2 separate regions of the Homo sapiens genome follow, and region 1 is linked to region 2. Evidence: chromatin contacts called from ENCODE Hi-C data. All regions are on one chromosome and are shown on one strand. Each heading gives the region's core, a stretch centred on a gene start or an enhancer-like site at or near the end of the contact. The rest is flanking DNA. Distances are from core to core; before and after follow the strand shown. Region 1 holds the start of HUWE1 (HECT, UBA and WWE domain containing E3 ubiquitin protein ligase 1). Region 2 holds the start of NDUFB11 (NADH:ubiquinone oxidoreductase subunit B11).

What was found. Hi-C counts contacts between places; a loop is a spot of excess contacts on that map. Pooled maps may share reads with other maps.
Region 1: a loop to region 2 is called in a pooled map, with 17 times the contacts of the local background. The contact joins the promoter of HUWE1 here to the promoter of NDUFB11 in region 2. A Hi-C loop is called at or near these places in 5 of 50 pooled maps.

The regions. Positions count from the first base shown.
Region 1 is chrX:53,685,365-53,688,064 of GRCh38, forward strand. HUWE1 (HECT, UBA and WWE domain containing E3 ubiquitin protein ligase 1) reads right to left here and starts at 1,355. Exons shown (of 84, transcript NM_031407.7): 1 at 1,224-1,355; 2 at 906-1,004. RefSeq lists an enhancer at 699-778 and silencers at 989-1,288, 1,362-1,536.
Region 2 is chrX:47,143,258-47,145,957 of GRCh38, forward strand. It overlaps NDUFB11 (NADH:ubiquinone oxidoreductase subunit B11), which reads right to left and starts at 1,445. Exons shown (of 3, transcript NM_001135998.3): 1 at 1,216-1,445. The coding sequence starts at 1,422. RBM10 (RNA binding motif protein 10) reads left to right here and starts at 1,964. Exons shown (of 24, transcript NM_005676.5): 1 at 1,964-2,228. RefSeq lists an enhancer at 1,988-2,257.

The DNA.
Region 1 (2,700 bases), core at 105-2,604, 6.5 Mb after region 2:
CATAGTATTCCTTCTCTTTTCATGCAGATGTTCTTTTATGGTATTCGTCAATAAAGTTTTATAGTTTACTTCTAGGTATTTTTATTCGTTTCTCTTGCTATTGCGAACAGGTTTTTTATTATTAAAATTTCAAAATGCTTATTGCTTATAGATAGGAAAACTGCCTATATAAACTATTGATATTTGCCTATTTACAAACAAAAATATGATCAATTTCGCCAGTAATCAGGGAAATGCAAATGAAAACAATGACATACGATTTTTTTGCCCTTTAAATTGGCTAAAATTACAAAGATTGATAATACGTGTTGGCATAACTGTGGAAAAATAGGCACTCTCGCACAACATTAAAGAGTGTAAATTAGTACAGGCTTTTGGGAAGGCAATTTGGACAAATCTATCAAAATTCAAAATGCATATACACCCTGACCCAGCGGTTACTCTTCTAAGAATTTCTCCTACAGAAATACTCATACATGGCATGATACATATACACAAACCCATTCATTATGGCATTGCTTGTAATAGTCCCCTCCCTCCCCCAACAGAGAAACAAGCTAATGTATATCAATCGGGAAATGGTTAAATAAACTGTAGTACAATCATACAATGCAGCTGTTTAAAACCCAACATAAATTTGGATTCCCGGATATAAGAAGATCTACAAGACATATTCTCAGATTTTTAAACAAGCAGTTAGTCGAAATGAATGTGTGTGTGTGTGTAGTACCATTTAGATATCAAAACATATATATGCAACGCCTAGTAGTTACCCGCGAAGCCTGCCTGCCCGCCCCTCACCTTCCCTCTCCTCTGAGGCCGCCTTCCTCGAACCAGTGAGAAACGCTGAAGGCCCGGCCTCTACTCTCTCTTTAGGGCCACTTGGCCATGGCTAATGCCGGTACCTCGCATCCCCTCTGTCAGCCGCTCTCTCGCCGCGCCGCCGGCAGCTGCCGGGCTGCCCCCGAAGATGCGGCTAGCTCTCCGCTGGCGCCTGCCGAGGCCTGGGGGAGGGGAGAGGAGGCGGGGTTCAGGGAGGGTTGGGGCAGGCCGCCCTGCCCCTCCAGCAGCCTTTCCCGCAGGCTCCCCAAGGCCGCCACCTCCGCGCCTCCGCGCAGGGTCCCGTGGGAACTCCCCCCCCAACCTCGCCACTGCCACCCGCGAGAAACCGAGAACGGCCGCGCGTACAGAGCTCGCCCTCCAGCCCAGGGATAGACGCTCACCTCGGCCGCAATGGCTCCGCGGGGCCCGCAGGAGCGTGCGGGGTCCGCGGCCCTGCTTCAGCCCTGCTTCAGCCCTGCTCCAGCCCTGCTCCAGCCCTGCTCCAGCCCTGCTCCCCTCGCTAGCCCTCAGTCGAAAGCCTCCTCGCTTCGGCTCAGCTCAAACTCGATTTGGGGCTCCACCCACCGCAAGCGAAGCCCCGCCCCTGCCCCTCGGGAGGGAGCTCCCTCCGCGGTGAAGTCGGGTCCCTTGCAGGGGACCGCGCCTGAGCTACCCAAGGCCCAGTAAATGCAACCATAGAGGATGATAGGGTCGCTAAGAATTGGGATTTGATTCGAGGCACGGTGGAAGCCGCGGAAGGGAACATGATTTGATCTGATTTACCTTTAAAAATTAACGACCTCGCCAGATGCCTTGTGAAGAATGGGGAGTGTGGGGCAAGAGGGCAAGGCTGGACCCAGAGCGGAGGGTGGGAGACGACGTGGGAAGCCGACCACCCAGAGTTCACGCGAGCAAACCCTTAAAACACTTCAGGCACATAGTAAGCCCTCAATAAACATTCTTTTTTCCTCCTTTAATTATTTGGAACGGCAGTGCGATTGACAAGGATCCTGTAGAGGATCTGCATCTGTAAATACATGGGAATAAAAAGGACCTGGTGGGAGATCACCTGTTAACCCTACTTAATTATTGTGGGCTGCGGACGACATTGGAGGGGCGAAGAACTTTGACTTGGAACTCTAGCTACTTCGATAAGGTTTCAATTTTTAATAAAAAGTATGTATTAATTTAGTATTTAAAGACAAAAGCACTATTAAAAGAACTCCTGAGACATCGAGGAAATAAAAACTGTGATTATACCCTCCACTTCTCTAATTCCAGCCCTCCAGAGCAGTGGTTCATCCCTCGAATTGAGAATCTAATGAATGGGTCCCCCACCCCAATATATACTTACACATAAAATTTTGTATATGATCTCAGGAGATGTACAGGGCCCCTTCGAGATACACTGTTTCATTGAATATTTTTACAATTTTTTTTTTTTGAGACAAAGCATCACTCTGTCACCCAGGGTGAAGTGCAGTGGCACGGTCACGACTCACTGCAGCCTCGACCTCCTGGGCTCAAGGATCCTCCTGCCTGCCTACAGTCTCCCAAGTAGCTGGGCCTCCAGGTATGCGCCACCACGCCTGGATAACTTTTTATTTTTTGTAGAGGCGGGGTCTCACTATGTTGCCAGGCTGGTCTCAAACTCTTAGGCTCAAGCAGTTCACCCGCCTCGGCCTCCCAAAGCGCTGGGATTACAGGCGAAAGACCCGGCCCATCTGTAACATTTAGTGGCAACATGAAGCTATACTTTCTTTAGCATGTAATTAACTTCGGTTGTTCTTTTTTCATTTTAAAATTGGTTTCCTAATTACACATGATTATTGTAAAACACGGATAAATTTAAAGTTCCCCTTACATTCATATACACAA
Region 2 (2,700 bases), core at 195-2,694:
ATATTATCTATTATACTACTTTGTATTATTGTTTTCTAATATTTTACTGTTTATTTTCTGTCTTCCCCACTATCATGTAAGCTCTATGAGAGCATGGGCTTTGTCTGATTTCCACACTGCTGTATCCCCAGGGCCCTGAACTGAGCCTGGCATACAGCAGGCCCTCAATACATATTTACAGAATGAACAAGCATCCTATATATCCAAGCCCCTTAACCAGAGGTTAGTATTGATGAAGTACTTATTATGTGCCAGTCTTTTCACATAGAAACACCTCACAATATCTCAGTGAGGTGAAACATGGCAATAATAAACACATTCTAGTGCTGAGTACATACTTACGAAGTGCCAGCTGCTGTTCTGACCATTTTTACTCATTTAATTACATGAGGCAGGTGGGGTGTCCTATTTTTTAGAAGGTGTCCTATTACTGTTCCCATCTTACAGACAAAGAAACTGAGGCACCAAGGGTTTATGCTACCAAGATCACACGGGTGGGTAACCGTCAGTGCTGCCTGATTTCACAGCGTCTGCTATTAATACAGCACAGCAGACCTGGTAGCCCTAAATTCAAATACCAGTTCCACCTCCACCATGTATTCAGTTATGTGAGCTAGGGCAATCCACTTAACATCTCTGTGCCTCAGTTTCCTCATCTGTAGGATGAGTATAATAATAGAGCCCACCTCGAAATGGGGTTTGTTTCGAGTATAAGATGAGCTAATGCATGTCAAGTGTTTAGAACACAGACGGGGCCCGGAGCGGTGGCTCATGCCTGTAATCCCAGCACCTTGGGAGGCCGAGGCGAGAGGATCGCTTGAGCCAGGAGTTCGAGACCAGCCTGGGCAACATAGCGAGATCTCGTCCCTATAAAAAAAAAAAAAAGAATGCAGACGGCAACGAGCAAGTGCCATATCGGTGTTTAGTATTATCGTTGTACTATACTGCTTCTAACGTGTTTTGAGCGCTGTCCACTTGAGGTGTGATTTCTGTCTGCAAAATAAAACCAATCCTGCCTCTGGCCCTGGAACGAAGATACCGAGAGACAAAGGAGGAACACAAGGTAGGCAAAATTCCCAAGTCTTCTAGGCTTTCGCCGGCCGCGCAGTCCTCTACTGCCTAAGAACGTCCTCTACAGCGCCCCATCTGCCGATCCCGGACTGACCCCTTCGGGGTTCCGTCCCCACTACCCCCCCCCCCCCCCCCGCCTCTCACCTTCTCATACAAGTTTTCGTCCTCGGGTTCTGGGTCCTCTTGCCACGGTGTGGTCGGTTCTGGGGGCCGCTTTCCCGCCACAGCGGACGGGGCGACCACAGTCCTGGAGAAGCTAGATTCCCAGCGGACGCGGGCGGCCGGGAGCCCTCGCGTCGCCGCTGCCGCCAAAAGACGGCGAGCGCTCAAACCAAACAGCCCAGCCGCCATGACAGATGGTGCTGCAGGGTCTCAGGGGCGGGGAAAGAAATGCGACTGTGCGCAGCTGCAGTGGGTGCGAGCGCGACAATCATCGCCCCGCCTCCGCCACGCTATATAGGTCCCAGATCTGATTTGGTTTTCCAATGAGGCGGGGCGTTGAGCAACCCTCTTTGCCTCCAGTTGTCGTGGCTTCGTGGGGCCAACCATTTTCGGCCAGGCTGAGAAATTTCTTATTGATGGGTCTGCTCATTTCCTGCATAGGAAGAAATCGGTGACATTTGGGTGGATACAGTTCCCAGCCAATCGCCCCGAGTTCCCTCGCCCACTGGGGAAAGAGGCAGAGCTTCCGCTAGTCTTTCATCTTCAAAGGAAATCAAGCTTCTAAAAAGCGGGCCCTGCCGAATTGGCTAATAGCTACTCCTTTTCTCCACTAGGGGAGCGTTCGCAAGGGGTGTGGGGAGGTGGCCAGCGCTTGCCAATCAGAGGAGGCCAGGGCTGTCCCCTAGCGGGCGGTGACCAATCGCCGGGGCCGGCCAGAGCGCGCTTCCTTAGTAGGTGGATGGTGGTCGGAGCGCCGACTCCCTTCTCGTCGTCGCCATTTTGAGCTGGTGACTGTGGCCGGCTGGGAGTAGGCGGCAGTGAGTTTCCCTGGGAGGGCAGCGCGCTTGGCGCTTCTCCCCTCCCCCCGATCTGCCTCCAGTCTCGGACTTGGTTGTTGCGCGCTCCGGCTCCGGCTGAGCTGGGAGAGTTGGAGGAGGTGGCGGCGGGCAGAGGTGATGTCTGGGAGCCCTTCCTTGACAGCCCGGGCCGAGAAGGTGAGCGTCGACGCTGGTCGTGGGGGCGGAGGTAAGGGGCCCGGGGCGGGGACGTAGAGGAGGCGCGAGGGCGGACTTCGGGTCGGGGGAGATGCGCGGAACGGAGGGGTTGGTGCAATGTCTCAACCCGGGAGGGTTTTTTTTTTTTTGGTTTTTTTTTTTTTTTTTTTTTTTTTTGGTGTGAGCAAAGGCGCGTGCGCGACTGGGACATGGGATGGGTGCATGCGGGTTGGGGGAAGGGAGGGACGGATGGGAGTGGGCTACTGTGGATCACTGTGTCGGCTACATCGAAGTTTATCAGTGGGGAAGCGGTTGTCTGCGACTTTGAGTTTGTGCATAGGAGAGGGGATGCTGCTCTGTGTTACTCTGGTGTTTATCGGTCCATGGGGAAATATTCTGTGGTTCTGGTCTCTATTCCTGGGGGATCGGAGGGGGGATGTGACTCTGGTCTTTACCCTTTGAGGGGGGGCGG